Regions from separate parts of the Homo sapiens genome. Here region 1 is linked to region 2. A link is an interaction called in ENCODE POLR2A ChIA-PET data of the cell type or tissue named here. Cell type or tissue: CD4-positive, alpha-beta T cell. All regions are shown on one strand. Each heading gives the region's core, and the rest is flanking DNA. Links, peaks and the distances in the headings are about the cores only.

Evidence for each region. ChIA-PET counts read pairs that join two places held together with the same protein. Peaks named below come from ENCODE experiments on the same cell type or tissue, not always from the same donor. Only the 100,000 strongest peaks of a DNase experiment are listed, where the experiment ranks them.
Region 1: POLR2A ChIA-PET joins it to region 2 with 13 read pairs; 2 of 35 experiments call an interaction of 5 or more read pairs at or near these places.

Annotation. Positions count from the first base shown.
Region 1 is chr12:52,127,874-52,133,249 of GRCh38, forward strand. No RefSeq gene overlaps it. Among named protein-coding and RNA genes, the nearest start is that of SMIM41-AS1, 12 kb to the left of the region's middle. RefSeq lists an enhancer at 2,628-3,165. In CD4-positive, alpha-beta T cell, for the core only: no CTCF peak of the experiment used is centred there; no DNase peak of the experiment used is centred there.
Region 2 is chr12:52,564,390-52,569,736 of GRCh38, forward strand. It overlaps KRT74 (keratin 74), which reads right to left. Exons shown (of 9, transcript NM_175053.4): 7 at 3,780-4,000; 8 at 3,270-3,304; 9 at 1,393-2,779. The coding sequence ends at 2,580. Among named protein-coding and RNA genes, the nearest start is that of KRT74, 6.8 kb to the right of the region's middle. In CD4-positive, alpha-beta T cell, for the core only: no CTCF peak of the experiment used is centred there; a DNase peak (open chromatin) is centred at 2,682; H3K27ac peaks cover 253 bases.

The sequences.
Region 1 (5,376 bases), core at 209-5,208, 440 kb before region 2:
ATCCCTGGGGACCTTCTCGATCCCTTTTGAGGCAGGTCTGAATTGAGTATATGCTGACTCTTTGGTTTTGAGAGCCTGGGGCAACCTTGATTGAGGGTGGGCCCAGGCCCATAAGAAAGTAGCCTGGCCCTTCCACATGAGGACACACTGGCAACGGGACAGTTTCTTCAGAAATGGTCCCAGAGGATTTTAGGGAGGGCCTGGCAAAGGCCAGATCTCCTCTTAACCACCTGTGACTGTTGGACTATTATTATTTGGATGTGAGATGCAAGCAGGAGCTCTAAAGATCAGAGACGCTGGGACCTCTGAGATCACGGGGGAAGGTGGGAGAGAGAGAGTGGGGAGATGATCAAGAGAAGCTGAGAGGAAGGAACACCAGGAAACATCTGAAGTGATGAATGTTTATTTTGATTGTGGTGACGGTATCACAGTGTATGCATATGTCCAAACTCGTCAAATTGCAGACGTTAAACATGTGCAGGTTTTTTTTTTTTGTGTATCAATTATTTCTCAACAAAGCTATAAAAATGAACTGTTATACATCAGTAAGACAAAGATGGACAGCCCACTAGGAAAGTCTGAGAGATTTGAACAGGCACATTACAAAGGATAATACCCAAATAACCAATAAGGATGAGAAGTTGTTCACCCTCACCAGTTACCAACAAAATACAAAATAAAATCACAATGAGGCCGGGTGTGGTGGCTCATGCCTGTAATCCCAGCACTTTGGGAGGCTGAGGTGGGTGAATCACTTGAGGGCAGGGTTGGCCAACATGGTGAGACCCAGTATCTACTACAAATACAAAAATTAGCCAGGGGTGGTAGTGGGCGCCTGTAATCCCAGCTACTCAGGAGGCTGAGGCAGGAGAATCACTTGAACCTGGGAGGCAGAGGTTGCAGTGAGCTGAGATTGCGCCACTGCATTCCAGCTTGGGTGACAGAGCGACACTCTGTCTCAAAACAAAAACAAAAACAACAAACAAACAAACAAACAAACAAACCTCCCACAATGAGATAGCTAGCTCTACATTTCCATCAGCATGGCTAAAACAAAAAAGACTGAATTGATAAGGATTTGGAGAAACAGAATTTCTCACACATTGCTGGGGGTTGCACAAATTGGTAGAGATACTTTGGAAACTATTTTGACATTAAATATCAAAGATGAAGATTCTCATATCCTATATCCTAGGCTTATGCCCAACAGCAATGCATGCATATGAGCACCAAGAGATATGGTCAAGGATGTTCATAGTAACTTTATTTGTAATATCTAAAATGGAAACAACCCAAGTGCCCATCAACAGTAAAATGTATACATAAGGCCAGGCGCAGTGGCTCATGCCCATAATCCCAGCACTTTGGGAGGCTGAAGTGGGCGGATCACGAAGTCAGGAGATCGAGACCATCCTGGTTAACATGGTGAAACCCCGTCTCTACTAAAAATACAAAAAATTAGCTGGGCATGGTGGCGGTTGCCTGTAGTTCCAGCTACTCCGGAGGCTGAGGCAGGAGAATGGCGTAAGCCCAGGAGGTGGAGCTTGCAGTGAGCCAAGATCACACCACTGCACTCCAGCCTGGGCGACAGAGTGAGACTCCGTCTCAAAAAAAAACAAAAACAAAAACAAAAAACTGTGGCTGGGCGTGGTGGCTCAGGCCTGTAATCCCAGCGCTTTGGGAGGCTGAAGTGGGTGGATCACCTCAGGTCAGGAGTTCGAGACCAGCCTGACCAACATGGAGAAACACCGTCTCTACTGAAAATACAAAATTAGCCGGGCACAGTGGCACATGCCTGTAATCCTAGCTACTCGGGAGTCTCAGGCAGGAGAATTGCTTGAACCTGGGAGGCAGATGTTGCGGTGAGCCGAGATTGTGCCATTGCACTCCAGCCTGGGCAACAAGAGCAAAACTCCACCTCAAAAAAAAAAAAAAATGTATACATAAATTATGGTGTATGTAGACAATGGAATTCTACACAGCAATGAGAATTTATGAATTACCTGCAATGCATGCAAAGAGTGAGAATAGAGCCTGGTACTTAGTAAGTGCTCAATAAATATAGCTTGCATTATGCTTGTTATGGATGGGGAGGATGAGCAAGTATTATGAAGACCTCTAGCTCCATAAGCATTGATACGGTGTTGATAAGGATTTGGAGACATTTAACAAGATGAATAACAGAAACCAGACATGACAGAAAAAATATTGTATGATTCTAGTTAGATTAAGTACAAAATCAGGCAGAACTAAACTATAACATTAGAAATTTCTAGTGTAGTAGGCCAGGCACAGTGGCTCAAGCCTGTAATCCCAGCACTTTGGGAGGCTGAGGTGGGTGGATCACTTGAGGCCAGGAGTTTGAGACCAGCCTGACCAACATGGTGAAACCCCATCTCTACTAAAAATACAAAAATTAGCCAGGCATGGTGGCGCACTCCTGTAATCCCAGCTACTCAGGAGGCCGAGGCACAAGAATCTCTTGAACCCAGGGGATGGAGGTTGCTGTGAGCTGAGATCCTGCCACTGCACTCCAGCCTGGATGACAGAGCAAGAACCTGTCTCAAAAAAAAAAAAAAAAAAAAAAAAAAAAAAGAGAAATTTCTAGTGTGGAGATAGATGGGTAGGCATGAGAGAGGTTAGTGGGGTAGTAACAGTTCTCTTTCTTCACCTGTGTGGGGATTAAACAGGTATTTGCTTTGTTATGATTTATTGAGCACATTTAGTTTTTGTGAATGCATGTATATGTACATATATATTTTCTGTACGTGTATTATACTTAATAAAAAAGTTAAAAGTAAACAAATCATACACACACACACGCACACACACAAAAGAGAGAGGCTGAGAGGAGTTGTTCACTTCTTTCGGGGGAGGAGGGTCTCTGCCATCTGGCATCCCACTAGGGGTCCTGGAAAGGAAGGAGCTGAATCTAAGTGCTGGGTTTAGCCCACAGCCCTCGGCGTGCTGCTCACACACCTGCCCAGTTCCGACACAATGCCAATCACCTCCCTGGCTCCTGCTGTGAGTCTCAGGTGGCCCTGCACAAATGCCTCTCTCCTCCAGCCTCTCTGCAAACAAGCCCTGGAAGGCCACTTTCTCCCAGACAGCTCAGGAGCCCAGGCAGCCTGAGGCCTCCTCCCTGCCAGCTTCGCCTTTGCTGTCTGCCTCCAGCTGTGACTTCTGTGCTTCTTGGCCAGAACAGCCATTCAGCTGTTGGTTGTTTCATTGACTCTTTCATTTCTTCTTCTTCTTTTTTTTTTTGAGACGGAGTCTTGCTCTGTCGCCCAGGCTGGAGTGCAGTGGCATGATCTTGGCTCACTGCAAGCTCCACCTCCCAGGTTCACACCATTCTCCTGCCTCAGCCTCCCGAGTAGCTGGGACTACAGGCACCTGCCACCATGCCCGGCTAATTTTTTGTATTTTTAGTAGAGGTGGGGTTTCATCATGTTAGCCAGGATGGTCTCGATCTCCTGACCTCGTGATCCGCCCACCTCGGCCTCCCAAAGTGCTGGTGAACAGGCATGAGCCACTGCACCTGGCCACATTTCTTCTCTTAACAAAACTTTTATGAGCACAAATTATCTGCCAGACACTTTGCGAGGCACTGAGGGTACAATGATGAACAGTTCCTGCCCACACAGGGCCTACAGTCTGGTAGGGTCCTACAGACATTAGTCGGCCAATCCCTCGAATGATGAAAAACTGCAACAAAGGCTACAAGGGAGAGGCAGAGACTTAGCCAGCAGCACAGGGAACTGGAAATGTGTCTGTGCGGAAGTGATGTGTGGCTTTAGTGGATCTGAGGTGGGAGGAGTTAACTGGAGAGTCAGCAGGGGATGGAAGAGCATTCTAGGCAGAGGGAACAGCATGTGCTGAGACTGCATGGTGGTGACAGGTGAGGGTGGTGAGCACCACTGACAGAAAAAAAAAAAAGCCAGAGAGGCTGGTGCAGTGAGGCTGGCTGGGGAGGAGCTTACTGATTTGGGAGCACGCTCCTGAGAGACACGGTTTCACCCCTTGGCAAGGACTCTGGGAGATGGGGTCAACTTACTACTAGGATGGAACCTAGAAGCCCAGAAGAGACGGATTGCACTAAGTGAAGTTGCAAGGCCAGCCTTGCTGTGGCAGAGTAGAGGAGGGGACTAAAAGGCTCTGGGAGTGGGGCATGCTGGAGGGGATACAGTATGTATGGCCAGGAGATTATCCTGATACGTTCTTAGGGCAGGACCAGAGCACACACCATTTACACACCAAGGCAAAAGAAATGGGCTGGAGAGAGGGGCACAGACCCCCTAAACATGTGGGGAGGCCCTCCTTCTCATGCCAGGCTGGTGGTAGGAGGGGCTTTTAGAGACCAGGCTCAGTGATTGCACAGGGAGGGGGGGCGGTGAGGTGGCAGAGGATAGAGCCCTGTCCATAGACCCTGTCCATCATCTCTTGTGATGATTGTAACGAGCACAGGGTTGCAGCCAAGGAAATCTAACCTACAGAGCTAGGAGATGGTTAATAGAATACAGTGTTCCTAGGGGCAAGTTAGATGAGGAGCCAATCCAGAAACTACCCAACTCATGCCATCAGGAGAAACCAAGGATGGATGACCATAAGACTGGGCACTTATGACCCTGTGTTTGGTTTCTTGACCTGGAAGCACAGGAAGAGAATGAAGAGGAGGTTTGGTCTCTATGAGGATGGAACTTGCAACACCACAACAGCCTTAACAGGATTGATATCCCCAGTCCTTTCCCAAAGGGACCTATGGCCATTTGCTTGGAGAAACTGTAGATGGGGGAAATGGGAGTAGCCAAACATTTGAGGCTTTTGGACGTGGAGCCTGAGTTGAGCTCGACACTCAGGAACAAGAAGCATCACCGTTAGAGTGATGTGTGGTGGTTTTGAAGCGTCTCCCTTCAAGAGATGAGCTTAATTACCCTTCCCTGAGGGTGGGTTGGACCTAGTGACTCACTTCTCAAGAATAGATTATGGCAGAAGGGAAGGTCTGTCACCTCCAACGCTAGATGAGGGGTTGGCACACTTTTGCTGAAAAGGGCCAGAGAGTAAGTACTCTTGGCTTTGTAGGCGATATGGATTCTGTTGCAATTGATTACTCAACTGTGCCATTGTAGTTGTGAAAGCAGCTGTAAACAATATGTAAAGGAATGGGTGTGACCAGATTTGGCCCAAGTTGGGTCAGATTTGGCCAGCAGGCTGGAGTTTGCCAACTCCTGGACTGGTTCATAAAAGGCATCCTGACTTCTTCTCTGTCCTCTCTTGTATCAGTCTTTTTGGAGGCAGCCAGCTGCCATATCATGAGGTGAAGTGAATAGCCCAAGGAGAGGTTCATGTGGGCAGGTGCAGGACCTGAGGCCTCTTGCT
Region 2 (5,347 bases), core at 348-5,347:
TTTCACGGAGGCTCATGTATTAATACTTCTCCAAATGCTATTTCAGGTTGTGGGTCTCATTCCCTCTCTCACCTCAGGCCCTCTTACTGGGTCCCTCACTGGGAATGTGGTCTTTTGGGAAAGACAGAGCATCAATGCTAGGAAGGGCCTTAAGGGTATCTGGTGCAAAGGCTCTTAACCGGTGGTTCATGACCCAGGGAATCCATGGATGGGCTGTGGGGATCTGTGAACCTCTGGACATGCAGTAGACCCTGTCCACATTTCAGGGGAAAGATCCATGGCTTTCATCAGCTCTCAAAATGTTCATGACTTACAAGGTTAAGAACCACTGTGTGTAACAGGTGACTGGTTAGTGGTAGAGCTAGAATGGAGCCTCCCACTCCCAGGGCACTAGTTCAGTATCCACAGTGGCAGCAGTGGTGACATCAGAGGGAGACATTTGGGCAGAAAGCCCAACACACTCTTGGGCTCTTGTGTTTCCCACGGTTTACTGCACCCTGGCACACACAGAAGAGGACCTCCTTAATACATGAAAGCCACAGGGAGGTGAATGGAGGCCACTACTTAGGCCAGAGTCCCCATCCTCCCAAGGCCTGTCCCCATTATCTTGAGGCCTGTAGAGGTGAACATCTTTGGGCACACCCATGACACAAGACAAATTTGAAAGCTGCTTAGACAGCTAGACTCTGCCGGCCACAGCTGAGGGACTTAGAAATCCACCCAGCCCCACTGCAGATTAAGCATCTCTAATCCAAAAGTCTGAAATCCAAAGTGCTCCAAAACTTTTGGAGCATTTTATTTAAAATTTGTACAAAATTATCTTTAGCCTACGCAGAAGGTATATATGAAACATAAATGAAGTTCATGTTTTGATTTGGGTTCCATCCCCGAAGTATCTCATTATGCACATGCAAACATTTCAAAATCCAAAGTCAGGAATGTTTCTGGTCCCAAGAATTTTGGATAAGGTATACCCAATCTGTATTGACTTTGGAAAATCTGAGATCTCCCACCCCCTACTAAATAAGCACATGAAAGCCTGTGTCCAAACTACTATGTTGCTGTGATTTAAATTCCCTCTCCAGGAGCCCATGTGTCCATCTTTCTGGTTATTTAATTAAACTCTCCTCCTCTTCCAGGAAGCCTTCCTTGCTTAGCCTCTCTATTCCAGTCCCTTACTAGCATTGCTGCCTTAGGCTGCCCTTCCCTGATTTACATGAGTGTGTATCTGTCTCTTCCAGCAGCCTGAGATTGCCTCCAGAGCAGCCTCATCTGAGTTGGCCTGCAGCTTCCCAGCAAGAGTCCTGCACGCTTGCTGGGGAGAAATGGAGGGTGGCACATCATCACTAGAGGGTGGAACATTTGGAAAGATTAACAGACTGACAGAAGCATACCTCTGACAACACTCAAGGACAACTTAATGAATATACAGCAGAAATTCAGAGTCTTTAATTCAAACAAAAGAGGAAATAGATGCTGCCATTCTTAGGAATATTTACACCCTGAGCCACGACATCTGGACTAGGCAGTAGCACTCAGCGACAGAAAAGCCAGCTCCACTCACTGAGCTCAGCTCATGGCACCAAAAATTGAGAGTCAGAAGCTATGTAGGACACAGCCCCAGAGAGACTGTGGAAGACAAATCACATACCCACAGTCCTGACAAAAGGCAATGTAATTACGCTGCCCTCATCAAAAAGAATGGTGACTTTGACAGCCCTTTTGTTAAAAAGGCAGTGACACACCACAGAAAAAGCATAGATCCTTGTGTCGGCCAGGCCTGACTCTGGCACATAGGTGGGTGACTGGGGCCAGTTCAGCAGCCTCTTGGGATCAGGCTCCCAGTCTGTTCCAAGGATGCTCATTGCATCTTCTTTGCAGGAATGGATGAGAACAGGAGGCAATATGTGTAGGGTGTCTGGCATCTAGTAGGTGCTTGACAAATGATGGTAGCTATTGCTGATAATGAAGGAGGTGGGTGGGTGACACAGGCTGGCAGAGAATCCCCAATACACCTTCACTTGGCTTTGTGGAGATGGGTGCAGCTGGTGGTCTACAGATGTACACGTGGTGTCCTAAATATTGGCGTCATCCTGCAAAGTTGTTTCTGATGGAGCAAGTAAAGGCTGTCTAACTTCTCACCACCTGCTTACAGGTCTCGTGTCACCCCACCATGCTGGCAGGGGATGTAAAACCTCTCAGACAGTAGCTAACTTGGCCTAAGCACAGAACAAACCAGCCCCTCCCCTGTCGTCTCCTGCTCCTTCCCTCTTTCTAGGGATGATCACAGCTTCCTTAGGGCCAAGAAGGTTATAATGGCTTGTGCCTCCAAAGCCTCCTGCCAGCCAAAGGCAGCGAGGAAAATGAGAAGTCGTTAGTCCACATGGGACCTAAGGAAACAGGGAAGGTGACTGTGTCAATCAGAGCTTGAAAGTAAAAGCTAAACCACGATGCAGACAGTTGAGTGTACTACAGACAGTTTTAAAACTCAGGGCCTGGGAACTTGGGTGTGGCAGACACCTTTGGGGGTGGCAAAGTCACCTCTTCTTCCAAGTGCTGAGGTGGGTGAGGCCATGGGTCTAGCGGGTGGCTTTCCTTGCTGGGATGCTGGCTGGGGTGCTCTTGCCCTGGGTGTCCTTGAGGTCTCCCCCTCGCGCCTCTGTGGTCTTGGTCTGCCCGCTCTGGGTGCTGCCAGAGCTGCCTGCCACAGCGCTGGCCCCAAGGTCAACACCCGCAGAGCTGGGGTGGTGGTAGCTGTAGCTGCTACTGCTGATGACAGCTGAGGAGGAGGGGCCAAGAGCAGGGGAGAGGAGCAGTGTCAATCAGCAGATAACAGCTATGGTAACGGCTGTCCCCAAGGGCTTCTCCACAACAACACCTCATTTAATCCGCAGAACCACCCTCAGTAGTCAAGAAGCACTACAGAGATGAACTGAGAGCCTATTACGGGCCGGACTTCGTGTGAGGTGAAGACCCCATCAGATAGATACAGTCCCTGCCCTCCTGGAAATGCTAGGAAAATCCATGTCCACCAACCCTTTCTCCAAATGACAACGTCCCAGGGGAGAAACAGGAAGGGAAAAGGGTGGGCATGACCTCAGTCACCATTTCACAGGATGAAAAGGGAGAACATTTCCTTTGAAGCCCAGAAACCTTCCCAAGACAGTAACAGAAGCTTCTTGGGAGGTGAGACAGTAAATGGAGGTGACATCACTTTGTCCCAGGGTCCCTGGCTTTCCCAACCCAAGGCATCTCTCAAGAATACTCACAGATGCTCACAGAGGATGGATTCTCACCAGACATCCTGTGAGACAGAAAGTTAGAGAAAGATAAAAACTCAGTGTCGAGATTCCACTAAACATCAATGGGCTCCTGCTTTTATACGTGCATCATTTAAACTCATCCTTATAACAACTTACGAAACTGACACTATCGCCTTCATCTTACAGATGAGAAAACAAGAGTCCTGGAGATACTAGATGATTTACCGAGACCACACCACTAGCATAGGATAAAGCCAATAATTAGCCCCTGCTGAAGAGCCAGTCATTAGCCCCAGGTCTGTCTGAGCCCCCGGTTCTCATCACAGCAGCACACGGCCATCTACGCTTCATGGCTCATGTCCAACAACCCCTTGCAGGAAGCTGCCTCTGAGTTCACGAAATCACCACATCTCTTGCTTGTATTGGCACTAACCATGTTGTTCTCCAGGTGGCCCCTCAGCCAGACAGGAGCCACACCCCAGTCCCTTCTCACACTTTCCCCTCCACCCCACCTACCTGCACTCCTCGCCCTCCAGCAGCTTGCGGTAGGTGGCAATCTCCATGTCCAGGGCCAGTTTCAGGCTCATGAGCTCCTGGTACTCGCGCAGCATCCGCGCCAGCTCCTCCTTGGCCTGGTGCAGGGCGCCCTCCAGCTCATCCAGCTTGGCCTGGGCATCCTTCAGGGCATTGTCTCCCCGCTGCTCAGCGTCAGCGATGGCCGTCTCCAGGCTGGCACGCTGAAGGGCAAAGAACAGAGAGACCATCAGAACAGAAAATTACATTTAGCTCATACCAGTTAAGTAGAACAATGCCCTCATTTTGCAGATGGGGCCCTAGGTGACAAGGAGTAAAAGCTGCAAAGCCAACACCAGAACTTTGTCTCTTCTATTTTCTATTGCAGAGGAGTATTCAAAGCTGTTATCACATGAAGCTGTGGAAGCAGTTGCATTTCAGGAGGTCAGGAAGAAATGTCGATGTTTGCAAAGTTAGATAGTGCCTGAGACCGGAGGCCACCAGTATCTACAGATTCAAAATACTACAGGTTCAGGAAAATCATGCCCGATCCCCTAGCAAGGCCAGCCCTGAGGATGAGACAGTATGCCACGGTCCCACTGTGATCAGATTCCTGCTGCAGGACCTCTCCCCATTGGGGATCCTTCTGATCTGTTAGCATCCAGATGAGTGTTTCTGGACTCCAGCACTCTGGGGAGAGTCTGTGTGAAGGCTCCCACATCTGGCCTTCCCTTAGAGCAGGAGGATAAGGCCCTAAATTATAGGCACAACCTCAGAAGCTGGACTCTGATGAACATCTGGGGGGCATTGCGATGCCTGTTGCTAACAGAGAGGGAGGAACTATGCTCATGGAATTTGTGAATCGGCCAAATGTAGAGTCGTAGAGTTGTCCCTGTGTTTGCCTGCAGAGCATGGAGGGTTGTGGGGGCACCAGAAGGAGAACAGGCTCAGATCTTTCCGCTGGTCAATTCTATCACTAGCAGAGCAGACCTGGTTCTCAGAGAGGTCACAGGAAGGATCCTCCAGCCTCCAATATCATCTCCCCACTGACGCAGTGTTTAAAATTTGCTGCTGTCAGGTAAGACAGGCCCCCCACCCCCACCCCCCCGCCCACTAACATGGAAGTAGTACCATGGCACAGGGCAAGGGAACCCAGGAGGGCTTCATCGACAGCTGTGTCCCTCAGTCAACAGACCATGCCCCACTCCGAGAGCAGGAACCTGGTGTGGCCAACAGAGGCGCCTGATGCATACCCTCTGCACCCCACACATGTTCCATGTCCAGTGGGAGGAGGAGACAGAGGGTCTGCCCTCAGAGGGGGCACCCAAAGGGGACATGGGGCAGGTTCATTGGACACAGAAAAAATCTGCAGAAGGGGAACCTGGGTTCTAATCCTAGCTCCATTCATTACCAGCTGGGGGCTCTGGGAAAGTCCCTTCCCCTTCCCAGCCCAGTTGCTTTATCTGCAAAATGAGGAGTCAGAGAAATAGGTTTGAGGCTCCTCCCAGTTCTGGGCGGGGTACCAGCTCTGATGGTAGGGTACCGAGGCAGGGTGGGAAAGGGAGACTGTG